2 separate regions of the Homo sapiens genome follow, and region 2 is linked to region 1. A link is an interaction called in ENCODE POLR2A ChIA-PET data of the cell type or tissue named here. Cell type or tissue: PC-9. All regions are shown on one strand. Each heading gives the region's core, and the rest is flanking DNA. Links, peaks and the distances in the headings are about the cores only. Region 1 overlaps PPP3CA (protein phosphatase 3 catalytic subunit alpha). Region 2 overlaps PPP3CA (protein phosphatase 3 catalytic subunit alpha).

The links. Peaks named below come from ENCODE experiments on the same cell type or tissue, not always from the same donor. Only the 100,000 strongest peaks of a DNase experiment are listed, where the experiment ranks them.
Region 2: POLR2A ChIA-PET joins it to region 1 with 8 read pairs; 2 of 35 experiments call an interaction of 5 or more read pairs at or near these places.

Annotation. Positions count from the first base shown.
Region 1 is chr4:101,257,942-101,269,437 of GRCh38, reverse strand. The region is part of intron 1 of PPP3CA (protein phosphatase 3 catalytic subunit alpha); the gene reads left to right. Among named protein-coding and RNA genes, the nearest start is that of MIR8066, 23 kb to the right of the region's middle. In PC-9, for the core only: no CTCF peak of the experiment used is centred there; a DNase peak (open chromatin) is centred at 3,447; H3K27ac peaks cover 990 bases.
Region 2 is chr4:101,178,864-101,190,359 of GRCh38, reverse strand. The region is part of intron 2 of PPP3CA (protein phosphatase 3 catalytic subunit alpha); the gene reads left to right. Among named protein-coding and RNA genes, the nearest start is that of MIR8066, 56 kb to the left of the region's middle. In PC-9, for the core only: no CTCF peak of the experiment used is centred there; a DNase peak (open chromatin) is centred at 6,509.

The DNA.
Region 1 (11,496 bases), core at 1,747-9,746:
TATTCTAGAATATAAGTCAGAGAGAATTAGATTTAAAAAGGTAGTTTGGGGGCCATAGTGTTCAAAGCCTTGTGTGATGAACTAAGAAAGTTGCATTTAATTCACTTGTGAATGTGGAGCTAATGAAGATTTAGTGAATATTTTGAGGAGGATAGTGGCATGATTGTTGCTAGGCTTCTGGAAAGATGATTCTTCCATAAGGGTATATGGTGAATTATAGTCTGAATCGTAAATAAAGAGTAGTTAAAGTTAAGTCTGGCAAGATTTATTATAGCCTGTCATAGACGATGAGGAGGGCATCTGTGTAATCTTACAGCAGTGGATCTCAATCTTCTTGACAAATTTTTGAAGACAGGGAACAACATTGCTAAAAGATAACAATAAAAATGAAAAATGCTGACTAAGTTGGTACAATTAGACATGATAAATGAATTTTATATCTGCTCTTCTGTAATTTTCATAGCAGTTTTCTCCTGGGCTGAACAAATAGTTTATAAACTTTGGGCAGCTGATATTTAGCAGGACGTCCCATGAGACAACTTAGTAAAAAGAATAAAATAATCAAATACCAAGACCAGTTTTAGGAACACAGCATAGACATCAAATTGTGATATTGTCCTTTGACTTTTTTTTCCCATATTATCTTAAGGAAGATATCTTGAGTGCGCAGAAGTCTTGGACATTTGGTTCAGATATGTTACTTGTATATATGACTAATACATTAAGCCTAATGTGTTCCAGCAAGTATAAATAATATGCTATAGGGATTGTTATAGGCTGCGAATCTTCCTTAGGTTTATTTAGGTATAGAGGTGAGATAAAGTTGCAATTTTATTATCTTTAGTTCATTAGCAGTTAAATACAGTGTTACTCTATGTATTGTTGACTGTCCGAGTTGCAGGTTTTTATAGTGGTATAGACATATTTAGGGTACTATTGTAGAGGAAGATGGTTTTACGTATTTAAGTTGATTTCAGCATTGTGGTCCTATGGCACCATAAAAACTGTGAGGTTGGAATTCTCTGAAATTGTTGAAGGCCTACGAATTACTGTGTACCAGCTTAAGAATGTAATCACTGAGATGTGACAGAATTTTGCCTTCTTTTCTCAGACTTCTCTCACCGATGATTAGGTGCAGGTATTTTTGCAGAAAAGAAGTAATACCTCTTTTCCATTTGCTTTAGTTGAAAATTAATGAGAATTTATCAATTTTTCTTCTTCATATTGATTTTTATTATTGTTATTGTTACTTATTTATGTTTTTTAGAGAGTGGATCTCTCTATGTTCCCCAGGCTGGAGTTCAGTGGCACAATCATAGCTCACTGCAACCTTAAACTTCTGGACTCAAGTAATCCTCCTGCTTCATCCTCCCAAGTAGCTGGAACTATAGGCACATACCACCATGCTTGGCTAACTTGTTAATATTTTTGTAGAGACGAGGTCTCATCATGTTGGTTAGGCATATTGATTTTAACTCAGGCTATCAAATATAGTCCCTGAAAAGGAGGAAATTATTTATTTCAACTAAAAAGGTTTTAAAAGTTTAAAAACCATCTTCTTATGCAAGTTAACAATAGTATCGATAGTATAAATATTAATAGTGGAGTAAATATTGGTGTATAAACTATGGTTATAAATTCTTGCACAATACAAATCTCATCTTGGACTCAATTTATTGAACATTTTTAGTAATTTTGTCAGTCTGGAGTTCACTTTTGTTACTAGTATAAATTGCATTTTCCAGAGATAGCGTATGTTAATATTAATCTGCCTGGACACATTTCCCTACACTTCTTTGTCAGATTAGGTGTCATCTCCTTTAGAGGCCATTCCTCAGATCCGCTTATCCCCTCCTGCCTCCCATCTCAGTATAGTACGGGCTTCATGCACTTCCATTATTAAACTTTATGCTTATAGCCCTCAAAAGCAGGAGTCGTAGCACAGTTTCTGTACTGTAATTATTTGATTACTTGGTTGTCTTTCACACTAAATAATGAGTACCTGAACTACAAGGACATTGTAATCCCAAGTATATAACACAATTCCTAGCGTATCATAGGCCCTGAGAAATATTGGTTGGAAAGAAATCTTTATTCACATTTATGGATAATTCATACCTATTATGTGTTACATTGGCTTGTGAAAACCTTTGATTCTGTGGAAATTGAATTTTATTCAACTTTTAGATGAGCCATTAATTCTATATTTAATGCATATTCTGCACAGTACATGGATTATCCACTAATATACTTTTTTCTAACACTGAAGTAATTAAGTTCCATTATCTAGAGTCCTCCTACTCAGTTTGAGGTTGTGGAAATCTGTGTATACATATTATTTCATTCCTAGTTAACTGAGGACGCCCCAGGGCAGAGGCAGATTGGTAATAAGGTCTGACTTCACACCATGGCCCTATCAGTGGTCTGAAAAAGACAGCTAGGCATGGTATTCTGAAAAGGACAGCTAGGGGTGTTCGTCTGTCTCATGCTCCTACAGAATTTGGCTTAAATGAAGAAAATAGTTGGTCACATTCTCTATATGAGAGAGGACAGTATCAGTAATCAATAATGATTGAGCAATTGCTACTTACTTTCTCCTTTTATACCCAGAGATACTACTGGAAAGATACTGTTCTCTTAATTTTCTTTAGTGAATGTGTTTGTGTTTGCTACACATAGCCCCTAATTTTAAATTTCACTTTCACTAGTTGAACTCAGGTTCAATTGCTAGACCTGTATGGACTGGTCTAGTATGGACTGTACTCTTGTTTCTCATCCAGTCATCTCTGAGTCTGTCAATGTAAAGAAATTTCTTCATGTTTATCCCAACCTTGATATTTCCTTGAGATTTCATTAGGCCATCTTTAATTATAGGTTTTTAATTTTGTTTTTAATGGACAGTTGATATAGACTGAATAACACTGTGATTTTAAATGAGAAAGATTAATCACGCTATATAATACTGTAACTGATTTTTATAATGTAGTAGTAACCATTCTTATAATTTAGTAGTAAACATAGCTAGGGCCATATCTAAATTTAATAACTTGATTGAAAAATGCATTCACTTAATAATCCTATTTATTTTTTGTACCTATGATGTAAATACTTATGATGTAAGATATAAATAGTAAATGTATAGAGCTGTATGCAACTTTTATTCTCTTTATTTTCTTCTGTTAGTAATTTACTGGCTTTACATATTTTGACAGAGTTAAAAGAATAAGAATATGGGAACTGATGTAAGAAAATACAGAGTTTTCATGAAAAGTAGAGGAAATAGGTGAGGTAAGAAATAGTGAAAACAGTCTGGAATTATTAATTATTATTATATCTAAGTCACTTGGTAAGAAAGTAAATAAACCTGTTGAGGTATAAATTATTTTACTTCCTCTTTGTGTATGTAAAGGTAGTTCTATATATAAAGGTGATTCATCCACAGGCAGTAACATGTAAATTCCATAATCCCTCTGTATGCTATCACAAATACATTAAAGAAACACTTTTTTTTTCTAGGTAGAGCATGTGAGCTGCATTATCTTAAAGACGTTTATGTTGCTTTCTATGTTTATTCCCCTCTATTACATGACCAGGTCTTTCTCTACTTTGTAAGTGAATGACCAGTGGAGTTTCTTAGATGGTTTAATTTTGTTATTTTGGGATCAGGGTAAATGAGTTATGTTTGTTTTGAAGCAGTGTTTGTATATCTGTTGTTTATCTTGTGTGGTTTTTATTTGGGTTATCATTTGACTTTGGAATTTAGCCACTCCTTACCTTTCATTCATCTTCTCCTTCAAAATGCTGACACAAGCAGAGAAGTGAATGAACAAAAACTCACTGTTTGTATTTATTCATGTTTCCAAGTGATTCATGTTTAGTTATCCTTTCCTTGAATCACCATTCATTAAAAGTGGTTTGGTCTTCTTTATGCCTATCTTCTCTGTTTGTGATAATCTTTCTATTCTTTGGGATTCAGGTCAATTTACTAAGAAAAACTCATGATTAAATATCTTGAAGAAAGCAGACATGGGCTGGGTGCTATGGCACACACCTGTAATCCCAGCAGTTTGGGAGGCTGAGGTGGAAAGATTACTTGAGCCCAGGAGTTTCAGACTGGCCTGGGCAACAGAGCAAGACCCTGTCTCTACAAATAAATAAAAAAAATAAATAAAAGAGTAGCTGGCTCCCAGCTACTCAGGAGGCTGAGGCAGGAGGATCGCTTAAGCCCAGGAGGTCAAGGCTGCAGTGAGCCCTGTTTGCACCACTACTGCAGCCTGGGTGACAGAGGGAGACTCTGGAAAACAGGCTCTATTGCATTATTTCATATGGCTAACAAATTATAACCTACAATACAACAAAATTCAGCCAAATTCTTATGGATATAGTGGTAATATAAATTTTTGGTTTCTCTCCTGAATTGTTTTTCTTTTAATCGTCTAGACCAGAGCTGAAGGCTACTTCCCCCTCAGAGAGAATTGTTTGGCCTAAAAGAGATTTAAACAGTTTGTATTAGTTTCCATCATAGGGGATTCAGAAGATAAAATCTGACTTTTCCCTGCTACCTCCTTTAATAAGGGCATATATCACCAGAACTCTACCTTGCCTCCTCTATCCTGTCTTCCCTCATACATGCTATGTTTACTTTGCCTCCCCTGGCTCCTATAGGCATTTGAGTTTGTTGTCTTTTCTTGAATGATTAAATGAGATATTTGCTTAGTGATTATTTGAACTTAATAAACCATTGTGAGAAATTGAAGGTCACTGTGCAACTGGGCTTTTAGAATCTGGATTTACACTGAGACTGAGGGACAAAGATCTGCACAACAAACTGAATTTTATGTGCATTTGTACATTTTGCATTTTTCTGTATGTTAAATAGTAATTGCTTGCTGGTCTCAAAAAACTGATTCATGAAGAATGTTTTCAAAGGAAATGTTTTTCCTTCCTTCTTTTATTTTAATTTTTTCTTTTTGTTAACTTTCTTTTTCTTGCCCTGTCTTAAGGTGCTGATTTTTCCTGCCTTCGTATGCCTTAGAAGTCATTTCAGTTTTCATATTAAACTAAAGATTAAAAAAAGACTCAATTCCTATTAAAATTAAAAAGTCAAAAAATTCAAATGCAACTGTGAGCTACAGTGACTTCTCATTTACTAATAAAGTGCTGGGTCATAAAAAATAAATAAAAAGGAAGGACAGACAACAGAAACAGTTCCTGCCTTGGGGGAAAAAGACATGGGGGAAAAAGATATGAAAATGATTCATGCCTTATTTCATTTATTTGATGTAAATGAAGAACTTTATGTGAAGACATATTACTTTTTATGTCTATTTTGAAATCTAGACATAGACTTCGATATTGGGGTCAAATTGCTAATTTAAGTACTGTGAGAATCAGTGTACTAAGCTAATCTTGTGAAAAGATGGTTTTGGATGGAGACTCTTCCCAGTAATTATTACGGAGTTAAGGCACCCTTTTTACCATCTTCTCTGTCAACCTAACTGACATGAATTTCTAACCTGGTAAAGTGAGAAGAGTGATCAGGAGAAGATAATTTGCATAGTATATATAGATTTCTATTCCATTTATATAAAACCCTTGAATGGTACCTTAGTAGAAACAATATAAAATAAAGCTAATATGGGTTAGATGATAATGTGGTTAAGTGGATTTTTTTTTCCTGTCTGAACAAAAGAACTGACAATTTAATCAATAGACCCCTGTCAGTCTGGAGAGATGCTTCTAGTGGTCAGCACGGCACTCTGGTCTTTGTGTGTGCATATGGGTGGGGGCAGGGCAGGGTGTTGCATTTTCCCATTAATCATGGTAAACATTAAAAAAAAAACACTAGATATCAAAATGGAAATGTAAAGTTGACAGTGGAAAACAATTTAGAATTTTAGAAAGTTACCTTAATTGACAGTAAGGAACACACCTTGTCTGTCTTTTCTTGTGAGCCTTATTGCCCTCTGTGAAGGAAGTATTAACAAAAACATTTGTTTGTTGATTATAAGATTGAATGAGATACACCACATCTTTTACAGTAACAGGGACAAGAATGGCACTGATGCCTAGACCCCACTCTTAGAAATTCTGATTTAATTTATCTGGAATGGGGTCTAAGCAGTAGTTTTTTGTGTAAACTCTTCAGACAATTGGACTGTCCAACCAGAGTTAAAGGGTCACTGGACTAGTCAGTCTAAGATTTTCTGAGGCGGAGCAAAGATGACATATTCCCACATACTCTGCAATAGCTACTGCTGCCTAGTGACATGTATTTGTCCTGAATTTTTTCTTGATAAGATTGAAAGCTAAAGAAAATGAAAAATATCTCTCAAGGATAGGGGATTCAAGTGTTCAGCTTAATTTTATCTTCCCAACCATGTACACACAGTATGCACTGCATTGTGCATCATAAGCTCATTCTCTTTATAGCTGCTGTGGATTCTATTGGTATATTTTCAGTGTTGTTTCTCTCCAGTTGAGTGCTCTTCTGCACCTTCCTCCTTCCTTTGTTTTTCTGTCCCTTCCCCTGACAGAGAGCCTACAAGGGCCACAGGGTTAACCATGTGTGTAAAGCTTAATACAAATTTTCTTCTTAGCAAAGTAGCCAGCCCACTAACTATGGGAGTAAGGTGGTCAGGTGGATAGTTAGAGCTCACATAAGCTTGACACACATTTTTCTGATTATTCCTAGAAGGCACACATACAGTTGAAAGTTATGGAGTATGCCATATTCCAGGAGAACAAAACCATGAGAGTCAGGAGACCTGCATCATAGTCTGAGAGGTTTAGAGTCCACCTAACTTCATGTGTTTGAGCACCTTACTTACCTGCCTCTATCTCATTTTCTTCTCTGCAAAATGAGAAGCTCAAACTAGCCACTTCCTAAGGTTCCCTCTAGCCTTTACAATATGAAGTGCCATTTTATTTTTATTACTAGTTTAAGAGAACATAAGCATCCACTTGTTGCTAAGTATTCTTTTCCCAACATAAAAAGGAAACCCAGACAAAAAATAAATACAAATTAAAGATTTCAATAATGTAAATAATTATATATACTTATATTTGGGTTGTTTTAATTGGAATGTGCCTTAACGATATGAATTAAGACATTACCAGACCAGAAATATTTCAATCTTGGATGAGGGAGAAGACTGGAGGGGTTTGTATATACTCTTGTTATTAATTTCACTTAAAGTGCTTCTGTAAAGTATAGATAACACTGCCTTTGACTGCCTATTTGCAGAGTGATTATTAGTAAAATGAGGGGGGACTTGGTGGATACTTCTTTTTTTGCTAAAGAAAAAAATAAATGTAATATAAAAACTGCTGAGGTAAAAATCGGTCTTTGTATTTACCTTAGTTCCTGGTCAGTTTTTAATTCATTGAATAATTCTTAGAAAAATCATTGAATGTATTTTTTTTGTTATTGTATAGGAAGGTTAATAAGCTCTCTGAATATTTCATACTTTAATCCTACAGAAAAATATGAGTAGTTAGAATAGATTACCTTAAATAATTCTGGGAAGAATAATCATTAATGCTTGATTATTTCTTTTGATAGCTTTTTTTTTGGGTGGGGGGAGAGGGGAAGTTAAAACACACATTGACTGTAAGTTTTTTTAGAAATGAGTTCTTCAGAAGAATGTGTGAGAAAACTCATGATGATTTTATAGTTGATTTGGGAATTTGCAGAGCTCACAGTTAATTAGATATTTCTAAACTTATATGTAAATTTCTGGTAATGCTTTGCAATGAGATCACTGATACTTTTGAAGAAAGTGAAGTTCTATTTTTTAAAGTGAAAATAATTATACTACATTAGTCACTTATAAAGGACAATGCTTATTTTTTTTCAGACTGATTTGCTGAAAAGAGTTAACTGTGGTGTTTGCAAATGCTTTGGAAGAAATGCAGATGTTTGGAAAATGTCTTTTAAAAATCTGGAAGTTGTAAATATTATGCAGCAATAATGTTACATTATGGTAGACAGAATATCTTGTTACAAATACTAAAGAGTAAAGAAATTTATATTTTTGCTCCAGATTTAAGGATTTGAGTCTGGAGTGCTCAGTGCTAGATATGTTGCCTTCTTTTATGGTATTTTCTACAATACCATACTTTCAATACTGTGATTGAAAACTGACTATACTTCTATTACAATTCTTGAAGGAGTTTACCTCTGATATGCTGTAAGAGTCTCATCTCCACCATTTGTTTTAATCTTGGTCAAATGATTTAGTTAGCCAGACCTCAGCTCCTTATTTCTAGGAGATATGAATGGTACCTACCTGATGCAGTTTTATGGAAATTAAGTAAAGCAATACACATAAAGTGTTTAGCTAGAGACTGCTATATAGTAAATGCTCAACAGAAGTTAGTGATGATGTTACCTTGCTTGTGGAAGATCTTGTCAAAAAATCATTTGTTCTTTTGCCATTGGCTTGTGCTTTCTCTGTGAAAATGATACCTCTAACCCCTTTTCTTTTGTATCCTTTCTTTTAAGAACTCATTTATTCCCTGGGACAGTGGAAGTAATTAAGTGATTTACTTTAGTGGAACTTCCTTCTAGCTTACTCCAGATAGAAGTAACCAGAAAGTAGGTGACAATGTTAATTAGAAAGATAAATTAATACCTTTTATGTGGATAATTTACCTGATGATAATGACTGAGAAATCATTGTGAGATTGTCAGAGGGCAGTTTATAGAATGAATTACTTTTGATGAACGAAGGTTGCTTTTTCAGGGGCAGAAGATAGTTTGGACTTACATTTTAGAGAGAGAGGGAAAGTTACAATATGCTGCTGGCATTCATCGTTTAGTTAATAATTTGGCTCATCAGGGCTGAAACAGAGTTTGCATTTTTTGATGAAGGATCATTTAATATAAAGGCTTATTTAGATGACCTATTGTCATTCCATAGAGATCTTGGGTATTTCCATATGGACTAGAATGGTGCTAGGAAGTAAAAGATTTTCTGGGAAATCAGATGTGCTATTTTAAGGAATGATTTTATCAGGTCATTTAAATTTTGTGCTAGACTTCCAATATTTTTGTTTTGTTTTGATTACGAAGTGTTCTGTAAGACCAGAAAGGAAGCCAGCATGTTAAGAAAGTTTTAAAGTTATTATATTTCTGATACTGCACGTATACAGACACACACATACAAACACACCATTTCTTTTCCATCTCTGAAAATCTAAGGTAAGATTTAAATTACAGACAGTATGAAATCCTGTGATGCCAAGATCTTTATTAGAATAGCAGTTTGCACCTTTGTCGTTGATACGATTTGCCCCGTATTCAGAAGCCTGTGCAGCTGAAGATGAGTCATTAAGAGAAACTGGAATCAGTAAAACTGCATTTTACAATAATGCTTTCTAAACTGGTCACCTTGCTAAAATTGGATGAGGCTGAAGACAGCAGTTTCTGCCTTGAAAGGAAGGAGTAATTACTATTAACATTGGTCAGGAACTTTCTTATGTTCGTGCCTTGACAGCTCTTAGCACTTTATTTAAACATATACTTTGGAAACAGGTTGTGTGGCTTGCACAGATTTTAGGGGCATGAAGCTGATAAAGTGGGAGCATATTCACAATATACCAGTGTAAGAGAAGAGAGCGTGTGGCAGAAGATTGACAACTTATTTTAATTTGCCAGTCCAGATCTTCTGTTCTGATGGAAAGTCAACATCCTTTAGGATGGTGTGTGTGTGTATTTTAGTCCAAGGAATCTAAAACAACTTTCAGAATTTGTAAATTTTCCTGAACATAATGATTTCAATGTGACACTATAAATAAATCTGGCTTATAATGATGTACTTTATAATCCTGACCAGGTTACTTTTACGTCATGCCAGAAACACATTTTTTAAGCTAGCACTTAGAAATATTACTTTTAGCTCCAGAAAATAAATTATCTGGTACAAAAAAGAACAAAGTTTTGACCTGTAAGGAAATGGTGCCCACTGTGGGGACTGGTCTGTGGAGTGGAGGGCAACTGAACTTACTGGGATTTATCGATCTCCTTGGTGATCGTGGTCCATGTGGCATCCAGGCTCATTGTGGATGCTTGCTTGCTTGCTGAATGAATGAATGATTGCCTTCCTGTCAACTGGGAAAGGAGGAAGAAAACCATGAAATTGAAAACAAACGTGTTTAGCAGTAAGATTCCTATCCGCTGGGTTCATGACCCATGTTCTGACTAGTTATCACAATTGAATTTATCTCAAGGACACATGAGAGGAAACCGTTGGTATGTGGGGGGTGGCTGGAGAGGAATGATGATAGAGGAGGAAAGTACTTGTAGTGTGACTTTCCTCAGAGTCAAGAGAAGGAAGTGCTTGCAGCAATAAAAGTATTTAAATATAAACTGAAGAACACCTCTGGTTCTTGTTTTTGGTAGATGGAGAAACCCAGAGCAGAGCTGAAGAGGTGTCATCTGCTCTCCAGATGGAGTCAGCTGACAACTCAGAAGCAGAAACCAGGTCTTCTGACTCTGGGCAAATGTTAGATGCTCCCTTTAGTAGCAGGAAGACCTGGGTGGAAATCCTGATTTGGAGTGTGGTTTGTTGGGCTTCAACAGTTCACTTGTCTGGTTTCTCCTAAAAGACATTTGATTTCACAGATGTTTAATTTCTTTTGGGAAAGGAAACTGGACTTCATTGTCAAGCTTGAGAGAAGAGCCAGGCTTACCATTTCTCCTTTCTTTCTGAGTTTTAGCAAAGGAAGTCTCAAGCTCTTCAGGTAAAGAGATGAGGACCAGGAAATGGGTGGTGGTAAAGGAGTAGTTTAGCTCAGTAGTAGGTAAACAAGAAAGAGAAAAAAATTCAAAGGAATGAAAAATTCCTCAGGAGGATTATGGTTTTGTGTTAAAGTCACACATTTCTTATCAAAGCAGAGATCATTGATTAGCTAACTCTAATTTAGATAGTATTTACTGTTTCCAGTTGGAAAGTTAGTGTCTAAAACATTGAGAGATTTGAGGGAACATATAGGTTATCTTCTTGTCCAAGAAGAAGACTCAGGTGTGGACAGTGCAGCTGCCTCTTGTCCAGCCCTTCTCTTTCCTTTTGCTTGCTAGTGGTTCATTGGCTCATCAGAAAATTTGGGCAAGTTGACCTTGAGGGATCTAGACCATAGTTTCTTACCTCAGTGGTAATCCATTTGGATAGTTCCTTAAGAATCCTCTACAATGTCCACTTTCTTCGTGATGTTTTCCTTAACTTCTGTATTCTATAGTTTTGACCATCAATAAGTTTATGATAATTTTGTATTTATACTTCAGATTTAGTGTTCTTGATTAAAGTCAAGACTTTTTTGATAACTGGTTGTGTATTGTTTTGGATGCTTTACTACTACTGGAATTGTGCTTTATTTTGAGAATCATTTATGTATATATTTGTTTTTGCAGCAGATAGTTTTTGGACACCTACTTATTTCAGGGAATTTTTTTACGTTTCCCTGCCTCTGGACAAGTAGGACATAATGTTAATA
Region 2 (11,496 bases), core at 2,356-10,355, 80 kb after region 1:
ATAATGACATATTTAAGCACCTTTGGTAAAGCAATGCCTGTTGTTTTCACAGGAAGGTAAACATCCCCAGAATTATTATTCTTAAAATTTGAAAACAATCACTGGCAGTAATAATGCTCTAATTCTTTTGGAGAAGGCTAAAATATATTAAAATCAATACTATCGTGGCTTTAAGAGAAGTGGTGTTTCAGGTAATACTGAAATGCCTCCAGATAAGGAAGGAATATTTTCTTAGGTACTTTAAGGAAAAAACTGTAGATGTTTTCCTTGGTCTACCCAGGTAATACTCATATTTTCAATCTCATCTATGCTATATTCATTTTTATACTCATGTTTCCAATCTTATCCATATTCCATCTTCTCACTGAAGTGTTCCTAATAATTTCAGACTTCATTGATTTTATTCTCTTTCTGAGTCAGTAACATGTATGGACTATAATGAACAGTCTGAAATACCAGTCACTGACTGGTTCCGATCCATGACAAAATTTTCACTGATCCAGAGTGAAAATTTCATTTTCATTTTAGCGAACATGCTTTCTTTTTGTGTATGACACTATGGTGACAGTAGATCATAATTTTTTATAGTTTTTTGGGGGATAAACTGAGTTGTTTTTGTTTTAAAGCTAACACTTGTTAGGTTCTTTTGGTTTTGTTTTTTTTTTTTTTTTTGCCGTTCACTATCATAAACACTGTACTTTTTAACTCTTAGTGTTCACATAACCCTGTGAAAAAAGTACTGTTATCAGTTCCATTCTACAAATGAGGAAACTAAAGCTCAGTGAAATTGTCTATCTTACTATGGTTACCCAGCTACGAAGTGCCAGAATTGGGATTAAATCCCAAGCAGTTCAACTATGTCTATTTCTGTTTTATTTGGGGGTGGAGGTTAATGTTACAGGTTTATGAAGTCATTAAATCTGGAAGTAACCATATGTAACATGACATTAACTGTATTGTCCTGAATAATATTTTTGTTTCATACTGTTATCCTACTAAATGTTGAACATCTGAGGACATAAACATGCATTATGGTTTTGTGGATATTATTCTATTTAAAAATAATTTTAGTATAACTGCACGGCTGATTTGTACATAGTAAATTATGATAATAATATAATGGAAATATACGAAAACCTCTAGAGTATGTGTTTATATATGTGTGTGTTTCTTTGTGTTAGTGTAACCATTTACATAGCAGTTATCTTTTTAGTCTGTTCTGTTTTCCTGAGTTTGTTGATTTTATTGATTTCTGTCTTCTTAGTGGAGCGTTTTGGACACAGACACATGAGATAGTTGACGAACACCCAAGTCTGTTTGGAAGTTGTTTCTTACAGAAGAATCTGTGGTTTAGTGGATTTATAAAATAAAAAGAATATAAATTTTTCATGCAGCTAGTTTACTATTTTGTAAAGTTACTGTCTTGGTATATAAAGTGTAATATTATTAAAAATATAAACTAAATGCTTTTAGGTCCACACCTTGCTAATGGAAAATATATTACCTGAGAGAAGGCCTTCAGGCAGTTCAGTCCTGGCTTTGTGTTTGACCTGGAGGTCAGATAGCTATTCTTCTCCTGTATTTTGTCTGCCTTGCCAGCAGCATCACTGAGCATTGCCTTATGAAGTAACATGAAAGTCTGTGGAATGGTTTGATACCTAAGTCAGTCTGTTGAGGAGGTAGGGAAAAGCCTTCAAAAGAGCCCAATGTTCTTTTCCTCATATTAAACCCTAAAAGGTCTATGTAGCAAACTATATACATATATGTAAATCCATATCTAAAAGAGATAACAAAGTCTTAAGAAGTTACATTTTTAGATCGCGTTCATCATATGAAAATAATATTTATAGCAAAATGTATTTTGAAAAAGTAGGATTATACTGATTATACAATGACAGAAAAAAAATCTTATCCATGAGATAATCAAGTGTTTTTCAGAAATTTTTATGAAACAACATTGTATTTTAATATGAAGAGTAGTAGGAAGAAAAATTTTAGATAGAAATAAGGGAAGCCTCAAATGATTAACCAAGTTTTCTTTTGCCTTGTGCCTCTATTTTTAATGACTTATTTATCTTCATATAAATAGATGTCAAGATCACCATTTTATTTCACTGCTTTTCTTTTCAGATTCATATATTTTTGTCATATTCAAGATAGTATTATTGTTAGTTTTCTCTGGATTTTATGATTTGTGTCAGATATTTTAATACGAAAAGATATACTTGGAATTCATGAACCTGATTCCCAGAAATGCAGTTATTAACTCTCACGATCTCTGAATGTGCTATCTAATTTAAGATGCCATCTGGTGGTATGCATTTGATACACCTAGTTCTTTTAATTGCTCTCAGAATCATACATCCTATATTGCTTATGAAGAATATTTTTGAAATGACATGCAGACATTTGTTTTCATTTCAAACAAAGGATCGTTTGTGTTTCCCTTTCCGTTTTCTCGAAGTAATATGCATGTTTGCTTTGGTCTTTGTTAATAAGCATAATCTGATTCTTTCTTACAAAGCATTATAATCAGGCTGCAAGTTTCAGAACTCAGCTTTGCTCACAGACATTTGTAGAAATTCATTATCCTCTTTAAAATTCTAGTTACATATTTTTCATTTAATTTTAAAAGGTAAAGTTTGAGTGGATATTTGGATACCATTTGGCGAATAAGAGATTCTCAGATAATCAAGCATGAAACACATTATTCATTTGAAATTCTCTTTCTTATGTTTTAAACATTAAAGGCCAACTCCTTCAAAGGTGGACCTTAGCTTAATCTCAACCACTGCTTTGCCTTCTTCATGAGATAAGCTGGTAATATTTATTAAATATATATCAAAGGTAGGTGAAAGCTAGACATTAAATTGCCTGTATTATTGATATAAAATATCCATTCCACTTGAGACTCTGAATTGAGGAAATGTTAAAAATACATGAGAAGATTTTAGCTCCTTAGAAAATAATTTGTGGCTGGTTAGCTTAGTTTATTAAGGACGTGGTGGCAATGAGCCATCTTACAGACTTTTTTCCTCCTCTGTAGCCTGTTTAGAATTCTCAGTTTATTTTCAAACTTCTGGTTCAGTCAGTTTATCTTAAAAAAAAAATGACAGAAATAAGAAGAGGTGATAATAGGAAGTGTGATTTAATCTCTGCTGTGCAGGTCACCTGAGGTGTATCACCTAATGACAGTGCAGCAGTAACTTTATTTTCTCCCTATCCAGCATGGTGTCCACATTAAAATTGTGAATCTCTAAATTAGCATTTTGTGTCTGCCACTTTCTACCTTTGTACCACTCAGCAGGATATTCACCTCTTTAAATCTCAGCTTTCTATCTATTCAGTGGTGTTAGTGTCATGCCTGTCACTCAGAAAGAGTGAAACGCTGCAACCACAGCACAGATATGCCCAATGAGTAGTAAATTTTTGTTGTTATTGCTGTATCTGTTACTATTGTGACCGGTATTGTTGTTATGTATCTGTTACATCAACTGTTGATTCTAGTGTATGGTTTTTGGTGATTAGAAGTATAGACACCTTATAAAAACTCCATTAATTTGGATAATATAGCTTGCAGTTCCCCTTTTGTGGATGTAAGTAAAGACTGAGAGGGCTGTGCTGTGACAGAGTGTGCAGATAGTTCCTCCTAACCACAGCTGTCCCCTACTTACCTTTTCTAAATTCCAAATGAGTTTTAATTCGAAAGAAAATAAATTTTGTTTTCATGAACATATTTTGCGCTATCAGTATATCAATTAGAAAGAAGAAAATGAAAAATAAAAAATGGGAAATATGAGCTATTATATATTAGAAAACTAGAAGTAAATAGCCAAATATATGCAAGGGTGGGCTTTGCTAAAGAGTCCCATGTCAAAGTAATAATTTCTTTATATTTGATGATTGAGAATCATTTGGATGTAAATACATTTTCATTTCATGTTTGGGTAATTGACTTTTTAACAGTTCATGGAACTACCAACAAAGTGTACATTATTTGGATTTTACATTTCCCAAATAATATGCAACTTTAGATTGCTTTCTGACATTTAAATCAGAAAAATGTTGCAGGGATTTTCAGTGAGTTTTTCTCCCTCTCATTGGCAACCCTAAACTATTTGGGGGTATTTCGTTCTATACCTCTTTGTCAAAGCTTTCTAGGGTTTCTAGAAAGCTCAGGCTGTCTTTATAACAATTTCTTAGTATGTTTCAACATGCTAATAAGAAAACACTAGGCAAATATCATTTCAGTTGGGGAAATGAAGAAATTGTAAGTTAAAGGATCATGCGTCAAAACAATATAATATTGATTGGCCTCAAATACGCCTTTATTCTTTTGTACACTATAAAGAAACTTAAACCATTTTTAGATAGGAGCTAATATTTCAGCTTCTGTTTTAAGCAATGAATGAACTCAGCAGTAACTCTGGGAGATAGGTGTTCTTTGGATATCCATGTAATAGATGAGAAGATTGAGACATAGAAAGGCTTACAGAGCTTGCCCAGGGTCATAGACTTAGGCTGTCCACAGCCTGGAGTTCTTGGTTCTAAGGCCATGACCCTTCCATTAAAATATTACTCAAGGCCAGGCAGTCTGGTTCCAGAGCCCAGTGTCTTATGAGGCAGGGAAGGTGGCCATAAACCATTGATTAAAATACTCTTGAATAGGAATTTCTCCTAATATTCTCCACTAATGCTTTGAAACAGGTTTCTAATTGACACCCATGTTTATAAGCATCAAATTATTCCCTCAACATCATGCAACCTGTAAAGAAGGCATGCTACAGGTAGTGAAGTTAGTGAGGTGAAGTAAAAATTAGAATGTTTGAAGAGCTAGTTAATATTTTTAAAGTGAATACATAGTTTTTATTTTCTTTTGTCTTCCCCCACATGACCATGTTTCAAAAGTTTAGCTTTAGAAGTTGCTTTCAAGTACTGTGTTAGAGATATTGGAATCATTTTAAAACAATCTTGAAATCCTTCTAATGCCCCTCAATGAAATTCAGATAATTTACATAAGACCTCAGTTCCTGTTGGTCCTCCAGTGAAGGATGAACCCCAGAATTATTTTCTTCTTCTTCCTTCCACCTCTTTCTTCAAAATTCTCATCAAATAGTATTTATTGTATAACACATAAAAATAACAAAATATTATTACCTCGCAAATCTTGTCTGAAATTTTACTTTTTTTTTTTCCTAGTTAGAAGAATTTTGGCATGCAAGTGCTGAATTATTTTATATATTTGGGCTATCTAAGGAGACAATTTAAACAACTGACTTTAGCATAGGACCAAGTAAAATTTCATGATGGCATTTGACTACCATTTAAAAAGACATTTTGGACCTCCCTTTTGGCTTAACTAAGGCATATAGCTTGCAATTTTTTGCCTCCTGCTCCTTCTTGCATTTCTGTGGGACTGCCGCAGCTCCCCCAGTGACTGATTCCTGCTTGATGCGGCAGTGTGCAGCCATAAGCCCTTGCCTCACCCTGGAATAAAGCACCTAGTTTAGCCCTTCCCTTCTAACTCCAAGTGCTAAAGAATGGTAATTAGCATTCTTTGGACCTTTACTACATGCCTAACAATATACTAAAGGTTTTATATGCTCTGTTGAGCAATCTTGTGAGGTGTAGGTACTGTTGCTATTCCCAAAGTTAGAGAAGGAAATCTGTCTAGTAGATACATAGTGTGAGCTACATGTATAATTTTAAATTTTCTAAGAGACACTTACAAATTTTAAAAGAAACAGGTGAAATTATTTTTAATAATGTATTTCATAACTTCAGCTTTCCAAAATATTTTCATTTCAACATGTAATCAATATAAAATTGTTAATAACATATTTTGCCCTCTTTTTTTTACTAAGTCTTTTACTTCTGATGTTTATTTTATACTTAAGACACATTTCAGTCTGACTATATTTCATGTGCTCAATTGCCACTTGTGGCTAGTAGCTACCATATTAGCACAGTTATAGATAAAGAAGCTGAAGCTTGGCAATAAGAGCCTTAGTAAATGCAGCCGCAGGAATCAAGTGCAGGGAACTGATTCTGGGCCTCAAGCTCTCAATCAGCACAGTATACCATCTCAGGACCTGGATAGTTTCTTCCTTCAACTTACAAGCATCACCTTGTTAGATTCTTCTGTGGCTTTAACTGCCTGTATCACAACTAACGAGCATAGTCAGGTTCCATTCTCTACCTATTTCTTTCTCTTTCAGTTGATCCTGTGGTGTTAGCTCTGTGTCTTTGATCCATTTCCCTGTTGAGTCAAAGGACATAAAATTACAGACCAGTGGAAGTCTATGGGAGTCACTTCTCTTTTTTCTGACCTAGCTACTTTTGTCTTCCCATAATTGTGAGCTTGGGCCTGTAGAATGTATGCACTATTTGCTACTTACAGTTAGAAAGCCTCTGTAACTAGCCATTCCTCATAGTAGTGATTCTCAAAGCAGTGTGGCACAAGGTTCATAGGGTAAGTGTATCATAATTTATGATGAATCAGGTAGGGTTGAGCGATGAGTTATTGAAGCAAGAATGTGGAAAAGCAAAGCAGTGCAATAGCCTTGATAGAGAAAGTCAACAGCTTCCAGTCTGTCTTTCACACAACATCAAATAAAAAAACTTGGATCAAGAAAAGGGATGAGATGCATTGTTCATAATGGTGACACAGTGCCCATTTTATAGCATGTAACTTTGAGAATCAAAATTTTTTTCTAAAATTGCTTTCATATATTTTTAATCACAAATATTTTTGATTTTGAGATATCAAATAGAGTTAAACAGGGCAAAGGATTTTGATAGTTTTCATTAGAGGACATTGTAACACACTATTCTGTAGGATTGAGTTGATCATACACTATTTTATCTCAACCTTCATTCGTCTAGTTTCTATTCTTTCTAAGTGGTACACATGGCCACTCAGCTGAAGACTAAATTTCTTAGTTTCCTCTATCACTATATATGGCTGAGTCACTAAGTTTTTGTCAGTGCGGTATGAGGAAAAGTAGCATGTGTTACTTTCAGATCATGCAACTAAAAATTTTAATGTCTTCCTTGCTTCCCTTTCCCCTTCTTGCCAATACTCTTAGGATGGCAGGAGCTGAAGATGCCATTCTAACCATGGGACAGAGGTCATATGTCAGGTATGGCAGAGCAACAAGACAGAAGGGCCACTGGGTCCCAACATTGTGTACAAGCCATGTTACCTCAAATTGCTTATATCTAAAGAAATAAGCTTTTATCACATTTAAGCTATTGTTATAGCTGGGTCTTTTTAATAAATTTTTTCACCTGCATTCTAATACTGTATTAGTTTGTTTTCATGCTGCTAATAAAGACATACCAGAGACTGGGCAATTTACAAAAGAAAGAGGTTTAATGGACTTACAGTTCCACATGGATGGGAAGGCCTCACAATCGTGGTGGAAAGCAAGGAGGAGCAAGTCACATTTTACATGGATGGCAGCAGGCAAAGAGAGAGCTTGTGCAGGAAATCTCCCATTTTTAAAACCATCAGATCTCGTGAGACTTAACTCATTATCATGAGACCAGCATGAGAAAGCCCTACTGCCATGATTCAATTATCTCCCACCTGGTCCCTCCCACAACACGTCGGAATTCACTATGAGATTTGGATGGGCATACAGCTAAACCATGTCAAACACAAAATCTAGATTTGTTAATGCCTTTCCTGCAGATTGTTACCTATGTATCCTACCATAGCTACCATCAGTCCCTGCCGCAAACCCTGTTCTTTTCCAGAGAGAAGCCAATATATTGTTCTTTTAATGAACCTTGATTGTCTTTGTTTCTCTAACTTGAGATACATCCGAGTAATTTGATCTATCTGAGGTATGCCTTCTGTTTTGTTGTTGTGGTTTTGTTTTGTTTTTCCCCACCATCGTGAACTCTGTACAATGCTCAAGAGCAGGCTCAGGTCCTACGTCTTCTGGAAAGATTTTCTTGACTCCTCAGATAGCAAGGTCTTTCTCTTCCCCTAGTTCCCAGTGCATTTTAATACTTAAGCCTGTTTTATTTAATGTTTATTAGGTAGTATCTTCTCTCTCCCAGCTATCCTGAAAATTCCTTGAGGGAAATAACTGTATCTAAAACTTCTTGAAAGCAATCTTAACATCTGTCCCAATGCCTGTCTGTATTAGGTACTTAATGATTGTTTCATTCAATTTGATTTTGTTTAATACCAATAAAATGTTAATTGAATCTCAGTCTATCACCTTAAAAGTTGATAGGTCTTAGAGATACTTTTATGCAATTATTTTTTTAAAGAAAAATTAAGGCTGCTTTCCAATTTTTCCTGGTTTTATTGTCCTAGAAATAGAGAAAAGCACAGTATAGCCCAGTATGACAACTTAAGAGTAAATAATCACATATGAAATTGTTCAAAATCTTACCTTTTTATTCCATACAAATCACTTTACAATCAAATTATTGTCAACTCTTATTTTGATTTCGATAGGCTTCCTAGTGCTCATGGTTATAATTTATAACATCCCTAATTGTGCTGTTTAGCCTGTCTCACCCTATATGTAAGTCTCCTCATAATTTCTTATCTAAAGATGTGACAACTCATTTGTGTGCCTCTCATGGCAAATTCATATTGCTAAACATTCATATAATCATAGAATTGTAAGATACTTTATTTTGTATAATCCTTTCATTGTAATGTGTTTCTTTTTTATGTCAAATGTGATTTTTGAGTGGTCTGGCTGCAAAGTATAGTGGGCTTTTCTGTGTATTTTTATCAAATCCTGCTTTTAGATTCCAGATTATACTTATTTGAGGAAAGTTAAAAATTGACAAAACTATTCGCATAACAGAGGAACCTCCACTTTATTTTTACTAAAATAAATTTTAAAACACTTTTGTTTTCCCTTTATATTCTAAGTTATGTAAATTTCATTTCTTTGAAATATATTATTTTATTTGAGCTTTGTTATGTTACCTTTGTAGACCTTGTTTTAAAAAGGATCCTCAGGTTTTTAGAGTATTGAGTATTTGATATCTTTTCTGATGTTAAATTCCTTCTACTTAGTAGCCATCAACATATTTATAAATGCCCATAATATACCCAGTAAAAGTCTGTGAAAGTCGAGATACTTAGTATGTTATTTTTTTAATTTTAATATGGTGATCATAAACTTGTGATGGTCTACCAATTTGAAAAAATTCTCATGAAAAGCTAGTAAAGGGGAAAAAAGTACTTACCAATATTATTTTAACATTCTTAAATATTTTTAAAAAATTATCAAAGCAACACTTATTCTATTTTATTTTATTTTATTATTTTTAGAGACAGGGTCTTGCTTTGTCACTCACCTGGAATGTAGTGGTGCAATCATAGCTCACGGTAACCCTGAACTCCTGGGCTAAAGCGACCCTCCCATATCAACTTCCTAAGTAGCTGGGACTATTATGTAGTAATATAGTGTGCTAATGAGGTGCACACCACCATGCCCTGCTAAATTTTATTTTTTTGTAGAGACTCACTATGTTGCCTAGGATGGTCTTGAACTCCTGGCCACAAGTGTTCCTCCCTCCTTGGCCCCCCAAAGTGCTGGGATTACAGGTGTGAGCCACTGCGCCTGGCCAAAGCAGTATTTATTACCCTAACATCATCATGACCCGTAAACCTAATTTACCATTAGTTTAGGTTATGGGTAGCTCTCAAATTCCCAGTATGAGAATATTGTTGGTGAATTCTCTATTACCAGGGTTACTGTAGTAAGATATAATGCTAATTATTGATTCAAAATAAGAAATTTCAGTAATTATCAGGGAAGGTCAACTTCCAGAATAAATTTAAGGCATACAATTATAAATAATAGGAAATACAACTTAACTGTCAGATGTCCACAGGCAGTAGGTTAAATGTGGATTCACATGCAGGCCTTTTAAAAATGGCCTGCAAGGAGAGTGGTTTTATTTTCACAGTCTGTCCTTTTTTGTCTCAGTTATGATTTTTGCTAGCTCCCTAGTGACCCATAGCTATGTTTTAGCTTTTTACCAATTCTTAGATCATGAGTAGAACCCACTTGTTAATTATGGGTGCCAAATTGGATGATACTACAATTTATCCTTCAAACTGGTACACTTTTGAAAGTAAACAGGGAAGCTGTTACTAATTATACTACCACAGCACATTTAATCCAGGACTGTTCCAGATAAACAGGGATATTAGGTTTTCCTAGTACTATGCCTCGAAGGTCCCCAGTTTCCACCTCTGCTCATCTCTGCTAGATGTGACCACATGTTCTTAATGTTGGCCAACTTGCACATATAACTTTGGGTGCATTAATCATGGTCCTATCATTTTTGGGTGACTACAGAATGATGTACTACAAGTGCAGATTATAACTATCTGCACTAACAGTATGGAGGTGACTTCATATAAATAATATTTTACATGTAGGTTTTGAGTATGTTTGTATTTGAATGTAGACCTGAGTGATTCTTCAGAAATTAATACAGTAAAACATTAGAAATTTAGGACAGTGATGGTGGAGTGGGTCAGTTAGATGTGAAAAATTGTAAGAAAACATTTCTTCTAGACATGGAAGAATAGGCATTAAGATTGACAAATTATCTTGATTCAAATATTTTAAAATATTTTTAGAATTTGTATTTATTAAGTATTTACCCTGAAATAAGTACTGCACGAAGCATATTCATTCAGTATTGTCCAGTTGCTCTTAGCATGAAGTCACTGGTGTCACCTTGATGGCAGTGATGAGACAAATTACTTGTTTCACCTCTTTAAACATCAGATAGATTGCTGGGGACAAAGAGACAGCATGGCTTCCAACCATTACACAAGTCCCCCTTCTGCAGCCAGGATCATGTCTAGGATGATGCAGTTATGGAAGACAGCATGCTGAGTTTCTATTAATTTGATGAATCACCAAATTGAGACCAGTGGTGGTGGTGTCCAGGGACAAAGTGAATTGCTTCAGCAGTGGGTAGATAACCCACTGTTTTTCAGTTAACTTTTTCAGCAAGGTAATAATTTCCTTGGGATGGTATCCAAAGGGTGGCAAACCTCTCCCTAAAAGTAGTGTAGATGAAATCTAGGCTCAGTTCTGTAGCTATTTTCTTTAACTAGCACTCTAGGAACCACTCTAGGAACCAATATTACACTTACATGAGGACTTGTGATGACCTGGACACCTCTTTTGTTTTCTACGATGAGAGTGAGATGAAATGGAGGGGGAGTGGGTGATCGTTCGAGAGATAGTTCAAGAAAGAGAAGAAAATTGTGGGGAGTCAAATATGATGAAGGGATTTGTAAGATTGGTGATAACAAGAAACAGTTGATTTGACCAATAGACTTAGGTTCCACAGACAAAATAAGAATCATTGAGAGTTAGCCAGGGGTCATAGAAATAATTATCTGCTGACTAAGAGTGACCAGGGAATGCTAGTTTTGAAGATGAGGAAAGGATTTGTCAGAGGTGGTTTATGTGTGGTTGGATTGAATCT